Regions from separate parts of the Homo sapiens genome. Here region 1 is linked to region 2. Evidence: chromatin loops called from intact Hi-C (ENCODE). Cell type or tissue: Caco-2. All regions are shown on one strand. Each heading gives the region's core, and the rest is flanking DNA. Links, peaks and the distances in the headings are about the cores only. Region 1 has its middle 50 kb from the start of ANKRD55. Region 2 has its middle 41 kb from the start of LINC01948.

Region 1 (5,384 bases), core at 185-5,184, 160 kb after region 2:
TGTAGGTAGGGCTGGGCACGGTGGCTCACGCCTGTAATCCCAGCACTCTGGGAGGCCAAGGCAGGTGGGTAACCTGAGGTCAGGAGTTCAAGACCAGCCTGGCCAACATGGCGAAACCCCATCTCTACTAAAAATAGAAAAATTAGCTGGGCATGGTGGCACATGCCTGTAGACCCAGCTACTTAGGAGACTGAGGTCGCTTGAACCCGGGAGGCAGATGTTGCAATGAGCTGAGATCACGCCACTGCACTCCAGCCTGGGTGACAGAAGGAGACTTCATCTCAAAAAAAAAAAATGTAGGTAGGCACACAGATCTTGAAGTCATCGGACACGTTTCTAGTCCCAACTCTTACCCTGTTATTCACTTATCTCTTCGGTCATCAGTTTCACCATCTGAAAAATGAGTGGGTAGTATCCTTGATAATAAATATTATTCATTGAATATTTAATAAGTTATAGGCCCTTTACTAAGGACTTCACATACATCATCTAATTGATGCTAACAATAACCTTTTAAGGTATTATCTCTATTTTACAAGTGTGAAACTGAGGCACAGAGAAGTTAAGTAACTTTCCAAAGGCCACTCGGCAAGCAAGTAACTAAGCCAGCATTCAAATACAGATTGACTCAAGTCCACAGGCCACACCTGCCTATAGCCACAATGCCTCCCACTGTGAGATACCACCTCTGGGATCCCTTTCAGATGAACTTCTCCAAGGTGTTATGATTCTTTTAGAGTACAGTTATTTGCAAAAAAAAAAAAAAAGAGAGAGAGAAAATACTTTGAGTGACAGGAGAACAATGGTTCCATGGATAGAAATATGAAACAGAGAGGGATAACAGGGAAAAAAAAATGCATTCTGGTTTGCAACTAGTGAATTTCCTAGTGCTGGCAGAGATGTCCAACAGGCACTTGGAAACTTCAACTAGAACAAGGGACAAAAGCCAGAGCTGAAGATAAAGAACTAAATCCCTTGCAAGGAGGTAATGACTGAAATTAAGCAACTGAAAGAGAATGCCAAGGGAGGAGCCCTGGAAAGAGGAAGGGTCCATCCTTGGGATCAACTGTCTGAGGATGCAGGAAACAGAGAAGGACATATAGGTGCTGAGTAGGAGAACCTCAAGGATGGCGCTTCTGAAGCAAAGTTAAGAAGAATCTGGGCCGGGCACGGTGGCTCGCGCCTGTAATCCCAGCACTTTGGGAGGTCGAGGCGGGCGGATCATGAGGTCAGCAGATCGAGACCGTCCTGGTTAACGCGGTGAAACCCTGTCCCTACTAAAAATACAAAAAATTAGCCGGGCGTGGTGGCGGGCGCCTGTAGTCCCAGCTACTCGGGAGGCTGAGGCAGGAGAATGGCGTGAACCCGGGAGGCGGAGCTTGCAGTGAGAGATTGCGCCACTGCACTCCAGCCTGGGAGACAGAGCAAGACTCCGTCTCAAAAAAAAAAAAAAAAGAAGAAGAAGAATCTGCAGAGGCGATGGCCCACAATGCCAAGTGCCACTCTCTCTGAAGTCAAGGAGATCAAGACCAGGTAAGAAGCCACCGGGATGGACCATTTGGAGTCACTAACAGTTCTCAATGGGCAGGTAGGTTGTGCTGGGGATGAAAGCCTGAATACGATGGGTTAAGAAGTCAGACTGGGAAGAACTGTTCTGGAGGCAGTAGGTGTCTGTAAACTGGGGCCCAGAGTGTTAAACCTGCCCAGGATCACAAGGTTAGTTAGTGACAGAGCCAGGACCATTATTTGGATATGTTAATCTTTTTTCCTTCATACCACACTCCTTGTAGATATGCAAAATTTTCTTTCAAGTTTCTTTCAAATAATAGATCCATTTAGCTTTGTGTGATATATAGAGGAAAGGATGGCTGTCTTACATATGTCTGACTTGGTGAAATTAATATTTCCCTTGGACATATGATGCTTAACAATCTCACTGAAACAACCTCAACAGGTTGTTTCACTGTCACCTGCCTCAGGCCTGAAAAACCACAGTAAAAAGCTTATTCAGTGCAAGATCTAATCAATGCAAAAATCAGTCAAGACTAAACCGATGCGAAATCAATGCAAGACTAGCTGGATGACTGGATCCATGCAATCCCTGGATCTCCTGAATACCAGGAACTCTACTGACCTTCAGCTGCCCACCCACAGGCATGGTGACACTCTGGGCTTGATCATCACCTGAAGCTTTCCCTCATGAAACCCTGACCCCCCATCTCATCTCCTCATCCCTCCATATCTGCTCTTCTACCTCAGAGACACCACAAGCCCCTGATCCTCTGTCTTCTCCTAGTCATCAGCCTGCTCCAGCCTGAACTTCATTGTTGATCACAAGTCCTCTTCTCTCACAGATTCTTCAGCTCCCTCACACCACAATCCTCCTACTGCACCTGCCCAGCAAAACATACAGGCTGGGCAGCAGCACCATAACCAGCCTCATCTGCTCCTTTCACCCTGGCTGCGAAGGCCAACACAGCATCCTGGACCTCCAGCATCAATCTATCCAATAATCCTTTGATTCATCCAGCGTGAACTCCCTCACCTTCACCAAGCCTCAGCTCAGTCTTCACAAGACCTCTCTCTCCTTCTCTTACATCACACCTGGCCTCCTAATGCACCAGGAGACACCAAGGTGATCAGGAAGGACCCGTTTCACCTTCCTGCCCCCTTCACTGTAAGTACATTTACATTCACACTCATCCATTTTTCCTTTTCCCTAGCTGCTGCAGCTTAGATCTTCCTCTTCTTGTTCAGAGTTAACCTTTGCCCTGAGCCACATTCCTTTCTTTCCAGGTGCTACACGCCCAGCCTCTTCCTCCCTCTGGGATGCTTGCCCCCAAAGCTTATAATTATGAGAGCACTTCTCCAGGTCTGAAACACCCACCCCTTGATCAGGTGCTCCTCTAGCTTCTATCAAATCCCTTTCCTCCCCTTCTCACCCAAACTTTCAAAAATGTAGCCTACACTCTTTCTTCTTCCTCATTGTCCATTCCTCAGTTGCTACAGCCTGGCTTCTGCCCTCCTTCCTCAGCTGAAACCAGTCTCCCAGGCTCCCATATGCCAGCTAATGGGCACTTCCCCTCCTTCCTCAGCTGAAACCAGTCTCCCAGGCTCCCATATGCCAGCAAATGGGCACTTCCCCTCCTTCCCTCACCAATCCCTCTGCTTTGTCTACGTTGTTAATGACTCGTTAGTACTAAAAACTCTCCTGGCTTCTATGACCCTACACTTTCATGATTCTCCTCCTCTTTCATTCATTCATTCAAACAAAAAATCACTTATTGGCACTTACTATGTGCCAGGGGTTGCAGGGATCTAGGGGTGAGGAAAACAGACATAACGCCTGTCCTTGTACACCACACTGTCTAGTGGGAGAGACAACAGTAAACAAGACAGGAAACAGTCAATTCTTGTTATTCAGCCTAGTTATGGTCTAGTCTATAAAGTCTCTGCAGACAATGAATTAGTGAACACTGAATCACTGCTCCTGGGAAGAGCCAGGCTCCTTCCAGCCTCTGGTCACAACATTTCATAAACCAAACAATACATGACCTTGTTTTATATGTGTGTCTTTTACAGACATCTTATTTAATGTATATTTATGAGTGATTAATTATATGCAGCATGTTTTAATAAAAAAAACACTAGCTGAGAAGAGTTTAACATTTTCCTGATCCTGAGTAACAAGATTTCTTCCAGGTCAGAGTCTCTCTGTTCATTATAATCACTTCCTGAGCTGCTTTCTCATCTTGCCCTAGCATTCAGGACCAGTGGCCTTAGATTGATGCTTTTATTAATTTGCTGGATTTATTCTCTCTCTCTCTCTCTCTCTCACTTTCTCTCTCTCTCTCTCACATACACACACACACATGCCCCAAAACACAAAATACACACACATTTAGCATTTTTCAACTCAAGTCATCGGAGCTTGTGTCTCATCTCATTGTCATCCTACAAATCATCTTGACACATTTATTTCTGCTTCTCCAACTTTAATTTCTAGGATGCTGATATGGTTTGGCTGTGTCCCCACCCAAATCTCAACTTGAATTGTATATCCCAGAATTCCCACATGTTGTGGGAAAGACCCAAGGGGAAGTAATTGAATCATGGGGGCTGATCTTTCCCGTGCTATTCTCCTGATAGTGAATAAGTCTCGTGAGATCTGACGGGTTTATCAGGACCTTCTGCTTTTGCTCCTTTCTCATTTTTCTCTTGCCACCACCATGTAAGAAGTGCCTTCCTCCTCCCGCCATGATCCTGAGGCCTCCCCAGCCATGTGGAACTGTAAGTCCAATTAAACCTCTTTTTGTTCCCAGTTTCTCATATGTCTTTATCAGCAGCATGGAAAGGGATTAATACAGATGCTGTGTTTAAAATTCAACCTGACACATCATATTTTCCTAAGAATCAAGATGGAATTGCATTAGCCAGAGGTGAATGTGAAGATTACTGTGGATTCAGCGAGGGGCGGAAGTGTAGAAATGAGAATGACTCCAGAGTCAGACAGACTGGGAAAAGATGATGACTGCCATTCACTAACTGAGGCCTCAGGTTAGGCACTTACCTTCTCTGAGCATCAATTTGCTCATCCACAAAGCGGTAGTAAAGGATCTCAAAAGAATGCTGTGAAGATTAGATGTATATTGCATGCAAGTTCCCTAGCAAAGAGTTAGGGCTCAATTAATGCCACTTTCTCCCCCTTTAAACTTATTCAGTTCTCAAGATGATCTCTGTGCCCACTTGCCTGGAGGAATTTTTTGGGCCCACTGGAGCAGGAGCTGGTATTAAGAGCATCTTTCGGTACTGCAGAGAAGGAAATTCTCACGGCTTAAACTTGGAGTGAGAGAGCTCGAAGAGGAGGCAGGAATCTTGGGAAAAGAAGAAAGGGGTGGTGAGACAAGAGGCAGTTTCTAGCATCATGGGGAGGGGAAGAGGAGATCATAACAAGGCATTGTGATGGGGAAGAAAGAGCTGGAGGAAAAGAAGGGAGCAGGCAGAGTGAGGCAACCAACCAAAGCAGGGAAAGCAAATGACTGTCACCACGCGGGCCACCATCTCTACACGGTGGGGGAAGCCAAGCACCTCCTCAGACTCAGCTCACAAGAAGGTGACACTGCAGGGGAAGGCTCTGGGCAGCCCTCATCAGGGTCCAGGGCCCCCAGCCAAGAAGAAGGAGCCTCTATGAAGTCCATTCCCATGGCTAGGCTGCTGAACCCCTAGTGTGGAGACATATGGGGCAAAAGAGAGTGTCAAATGAAATAGGGAACCCAACTATCAGGCCTGGCTGTCATGTGGGTCTAAACTCCAACTACTTTTAATATAAGGACACAGATTTAAGTAAAAAATGGACATACCTCCTGCATGATAGTACTTACACT
Region 2 (5,384 bases), core at 253-5,252:
TTTTCCAATTTCTCTTGTGAATTCCTATTTGACCCATGGGTTACTTAGAATATGTTGTTTAATATCCAAATATTAGGGGATTTTAAAAATCTTTTTCTGTTATTGATTTCTTCTTTAACCCTATCATGGTCAGAGGGCATACCTTGGAAGATTTAAATTCTTTTAATATTTTTGAGGTACCACTGTTGCTGAGTAAAGCGCTCTCTAAATGTCAATTAGGTCAAGTTGGTTGACAGTGCTGTTTAGGTTATCTACATTCTTAGTAATTTCCTGTCTATTTTTTCTATTTGATTACTGAGAGAGAAGTGCTAAAGACTCCAACTATAACTGGATTTGTCTATTTACTCTTTCAATTCTGTCAATTTTTGTTTCATGTATTTTGAAGCTACTTTGTTTGACGCATACGCATTTAGGATTATTATGTCTTCTTTATGAATTGACCTCTTTATTATAATCTAATACCCATTCATCCCCGGTAATAATTTCTTGTTCTTAAGTCCGGTTTGTTATTAAGCACTTTGATTTTCTTTTTGTTAGTGTTAGACTACTGTTTGTTTCTCTCCTTTTACTTTTAAACTATCTATGTCTTTAGATATAAAGTGGGTTTCTTGTAGGTAGGATAGAGTCGAGTCTTGCTATTTTCTTTTAATCCCATCTGACAATCTATGTTTTCTAATAAAGTGTTTAGAACATTTACAGTTAATGTGATTATTGATATAGTTAAATTAAAATCCACCATTTTTGTCTGCCTGCTTTTAGATTTATGATTCCGCTTGATCCTGACTTTGTAATTTTTTTCTGTAGGAATTTATTACCAATTCAGATAAATAGATATATAATGGATTGAATGTTTGTGTACCCTCAAAATACATATGTGAAACCCAAACCCCTAATATGATGGTATTTGAAGATAGGGTCTTTGGGAAGTAATTTGGTTTAAATGAAGTTGGGCCCTCTCCGTGATGGGATTAGTGTCCTTATAAGAAGAGGAAGATAAGCCAGAGCCTTCTCTCTCTTCACCATGTGAGGAAACAGCAAAAAGGTGGCCATCTGCAAGTAAGGAAGACGGCCCTCACCAGGAACCAAATCTGCAGGCATCTTGATCTTGGACTTACCAGTCTCCAAAACTGTGAGAAATGAATGTCTGTTGTTTAAGCCACCTGGTCTGTGATACTTCGTTATGGCAGCTCAAGCTAAGACAGTTAGATAGATAGTTTTTATTGTTGCTTTTAAAAAGCAAGTGTTACCCTTTAACCCATAAATTTCATTTCTTCATGTCTATTCCATAGAAAACATTGGCACATGTGCTTAAAAAGATAAGTACAACAAATTTCATCACACTATTGCTTGTAATCATAAAAAATTGAAAATAATCTAAATTTTCATCATTTGGGAAATAATTAAATAAATTTCCATATATCCATTCTATGAAAGATTATACTTCTCTTAAAGCAAATAAGATCAATGAATACATACTGATATGAAGAAAATATGCAACACATATTTAAGTTAGAAAAGCTAGTCATAGTAAAATATGTACCATATAAACAATTTATATATTAAACAAAAATTCCCACCAAATAAATATGTGCATTCCTATATGCAAATAGACATATATGAATGTAAATACTTAGAAAACGCCTGGAGATATGTGCAGTGGAGGGATAATAATGATATACAATGAAGAACAGTGTCAGATTAGGGGAATAGGTAAAGAGAAGTTCTGTTTATCTATATTGTTTTCATATTTATCAATGAAAATCTATTACTTGGGTAACTAAAAATTGAGTTGTGATTAATATTATAGTTTGAAAAGAAGAAAAAAAGACATATATATATAGTAAATTAAAAAATCAGGATTTTTTTTTCTCTTTGACATTTTATTCATCCCACTGGAGTAGGAGATTTGGGTATGGAGAATCAAAAGATTTCTTGATTCTTTGGCTCAATAAAAGACCTTTTCTGCCTTTCATTCTACAACAGCAGTAACTAAAAGCATGGTGAGTGTCCCGGGAGTACACAGTGTGTCTGGGGTGTGTCCTAGTGTGTTCGGTTATGCTCATTCATGCTGAGACATTGCTTTTTGCCCATAAAAGGAGGAATTACAACATCAGACCTGGATTGTTTTCATTTCCAAACAGCCACAAAATGTCAACACAAGACTGTCAATCTCTTGTTCTCTCCTCTCTCACAAACACTCCCTGGAACCCAGGCCAATTGAAGAAAACAGATGCAGGCAGGCACTGTTTTGACAACACTGGAAATGCCTGTGGAAGAGTAAAAATGATTAATATGCTCCTAAAAGAATAGGGAGTGCGCCTTCGGGAGAGATAATTGGATGGGCATCCCTGCTGGTAGATACCCTCTCATACCCAAACGAAGGCACACATTCTCACACAGGTTTCTTCCGAGCAACCCCTTGCTGAGTGTTTCCTGTAACATTTTCATCATGGCAAGGCAGGTGGGGTGAAAGGTTCTTGGAGGATGGGGGAAAGGCTGGAGGATAGCAAAAGTGCCATAATCTCCCTTCAGCCATAAAATGAATAATCTTCAAACAAGCAATAAAATGGATCTTGGTATCTTTTAAAACCAACAAAGAGTTCTCTGAGTTTAGAGGTATTTCATGGGATGTGGTAGTAGACAATGCAATTGCTCATTCTTAATTTATGAGACAGAAAATCTTTGTTTAGCTATCACATGTAAATTAAGGTTGTCTTTGAGTAACTTGAATTACATAACCATCTATGTGCCAAGCAGCTGTCGTTTTCCTATAAGTATATTCTCAGTTGTAAGGAGTCTGGGGGCCAGGCTACCCCCTTATGTTGTGGTGGGGGAAAGAACTTTGGGACTCGGCATCAGAAAAGTCAGCTCTGTTCCTCCTTAGCAGAGTGGTCTTTGATAGGACACTAAACCTCCTTGGACATCAGGCATCTTCATCTGTACTGCAGGGATCTGGATTAGATGAGTAGCCTTCAAGCTGTGGGTAGTTCTAGAGCAGGCTCTAGACTGTGGAACTCTGGGCCCCACCTCCACTTAAAAACTTTAACCAGAGCATCTCTGATATGATCTGTTTAATATTGGAGGTTTGAATAAATGCTTTAAAAAACAAAATTATTCAACACTCATTTTTTCAATAAATACTTACTGAGCTACTACTATGTAACTGGCAGGGGGACTCATCAATGATGGAATGAAGATACCTCCTGCTCTCATGAAGCTCACACCTTACCATTCCACTGGACCAGATGAACTTTAAGGGTCCTTTCCAGACCCAGCATCCTGCTCTTCCATAACACATAAAACAGGTGTCCTGAAGCATTGCCCAGAGAACTTAAAGTTCAACTGTAACTACACAAGGACAGACAGACCAAAAGAGACCTTAAGAGTGATGTGCATTGGAGTTAAGTTGACAAAGTGAACATTTTGGCTCTACTAGTTAGCTAGGTGACGTAACTCAAATTAATTAACCTCCTGTGCCTCAGTTTCTTTATCTATAAAATGAGGGTAATGATAGTACCTACCTCATAAGGTTGTGGTGAGGATAAAAAGACATAATGCATGCAAAGGCTTAGGGCTATGCCTAGAATTCTATAAGTTACGTTAGGTCTTATTAGCTATTATAATGTGCTTTTCCAGGCTTATATCAAGATAAAGTACACTTGAAAAGGTCCTACAAGATGGCCTAATATAGAGCAGAATTCAGCATAAGGTAACACTAACCTGGACTTCCAAGGACCTTCATAATCACTGCCAGCTGTAATATGGCCCGCAAGTGAATCCAAGGGCAAGGTTCAATTAATGTTTCATGTGCACCTAGCACAACACTTACTGTAGGGAAGGCAATCAATAAATATTTATGGAATCAATGAACCTATTCCTCTAATAGCATTTAAAGCTCTGTGGATCGTTTTAGGTTTCATTTAGGGCAATCACTGCCTGAATGCCACCTTTTTCTAAATTGTATTTTTACTTATAAAATATTTCAAACATACAGACAATAAGTTAACAGACACCTATGTACTCACCATCAAGATTACATAAATGCTACCTCAATATATTGACTAATTAGTTTCAGATAGTCTTTTAAGAAATACAATTACAGTCATGCACTACATAATGTTTTGGTCAACAACAGACCACATATATCACCTTGGTCCCATAAGATTATAATACCATATTTTTACTGTACCTTTTCTATGTGTAAATATGTTTAGATACACAAACACTTACCATTTTGTTACAATTGCCCAGTGTTCAGCACAGTATCATGCTGCACAGGTTTGTAGCCTAAGAGAAATAGGCGGTATCTTATAGCCTTGATGTGTCATAGGCTATACTTCTAGGCTTGTGGAAGTACACTCTGCAATGGCCACCCAACAACGAAATCACCTAATGACGCACTTCTCAGAAAGTGTCCCCATTGTGGCCGTGCGCAGTGACTCACACCTGTAATCCCAGAACCCTGGGAGGCCGAGGTGGGCAGATCACCTGAGGTCAGGAGTTCAAGACCAGCGTGGCCAACATGGTGAAACCGTGTCTCTATTAAAATACAAAAATTAGCTGGGCATGATGGCAGGTCCCTGTAATCCCAGCCACTCAGGAGGCCAAGGCAGGAGAATCGCTTGAACCTGGGAGGCGGAGGTTGCAGTGAGCTGAGATCACGCCACTGCACTCCAGCCTGGGCGACAGAGCGAAACTCCATCACGAAAAAAAAAAAAAAGAAAGAAAGAAAGAAGATATCCCCATTGTTAAGCGATGTATGGCTGTATTTAGAGGCCACCAGAACCCCATTCACACTCTCTTCTCTTTGCCAAGATAATCCCTACCTTTAAGTAGATGGGTATCATTCTCAGCATGTGCTTATGCCCATAAAGAACCCATGTGGTGGTTTTGTGTGTATGCACTGCTCACTGGTGGACATTAGGATCCTCCCATGTTTTGATTGTCGCGGACAGAGCTGTAATAATAAACATCCATGTACCAGTCTCCTTGGGGATAGGTAAGAGATAGTGAGCACAACTTCAGCTTTATTAGGTGTTGCCAAATTTCTCTTCACAAGAGTGGTTCCAACACATGCCCCACACTCACAATGCATATAGGTATTTCATCATGCAGACTTTTGTTGTTATTTGCAATCCCTAATTACTTGTGAACAGGAGCATCTTCTTATGTGTTTATTAACCATTTATATTACCTCTTCTGTGAATCGTAAATACCTCTTTCAATTGGATTAACTGTCTCTTTCTTATTAATTTATGAGATTTATTTTTATATAAAGTGCAAGTATCTTCCCCCAGACTGTTTTTTTTCTTCTATCTTTGTTTATGGTCCCTCTTTCTCTCAATTTTTTTTCATCTTAATAAAATTCAAATTTATCAGTCCTT

What was found. Peaks named below come from ENCODE experiments on the same cell type or tissue, not always from the same donor. Only the 100,000 strongest peaks of a DNase experiment are listed, where the experiment ranks them.
Region 1: it touches region 2 in a loop (8-fold over the local background); 4 of 110 quality-filtered maps call a loop at or near these places.

The regions. Positions count from the first base shown.
Region 1 is chr5:56,280,540-56,285,923 of GRCh38, reverse strand. No RefSeq gene overlaps it. Among named protein-coding and RNA genes, the nearest start is that of ANKRD55, 50 kb to the right of the region's middle. In Caco-2, for the core only: no CTCF peak of the experiment used is centred there; a DNase peak (open chromatin) is centred at 2,783.
Region 2 is chr5:56,438,324-56,443,707 of GRCh38, reverse strand. No RefSeq gene overlaps it. Among named protein-coding and RNA genes, the nearest start is that of LINC01948, 41 kb to the left of the region's middle. In Caco-2, for the core only: no CTCF peak of the experiment used is centred there; DNase peaks (open chromatin) are centred at 2,057 and 2,467.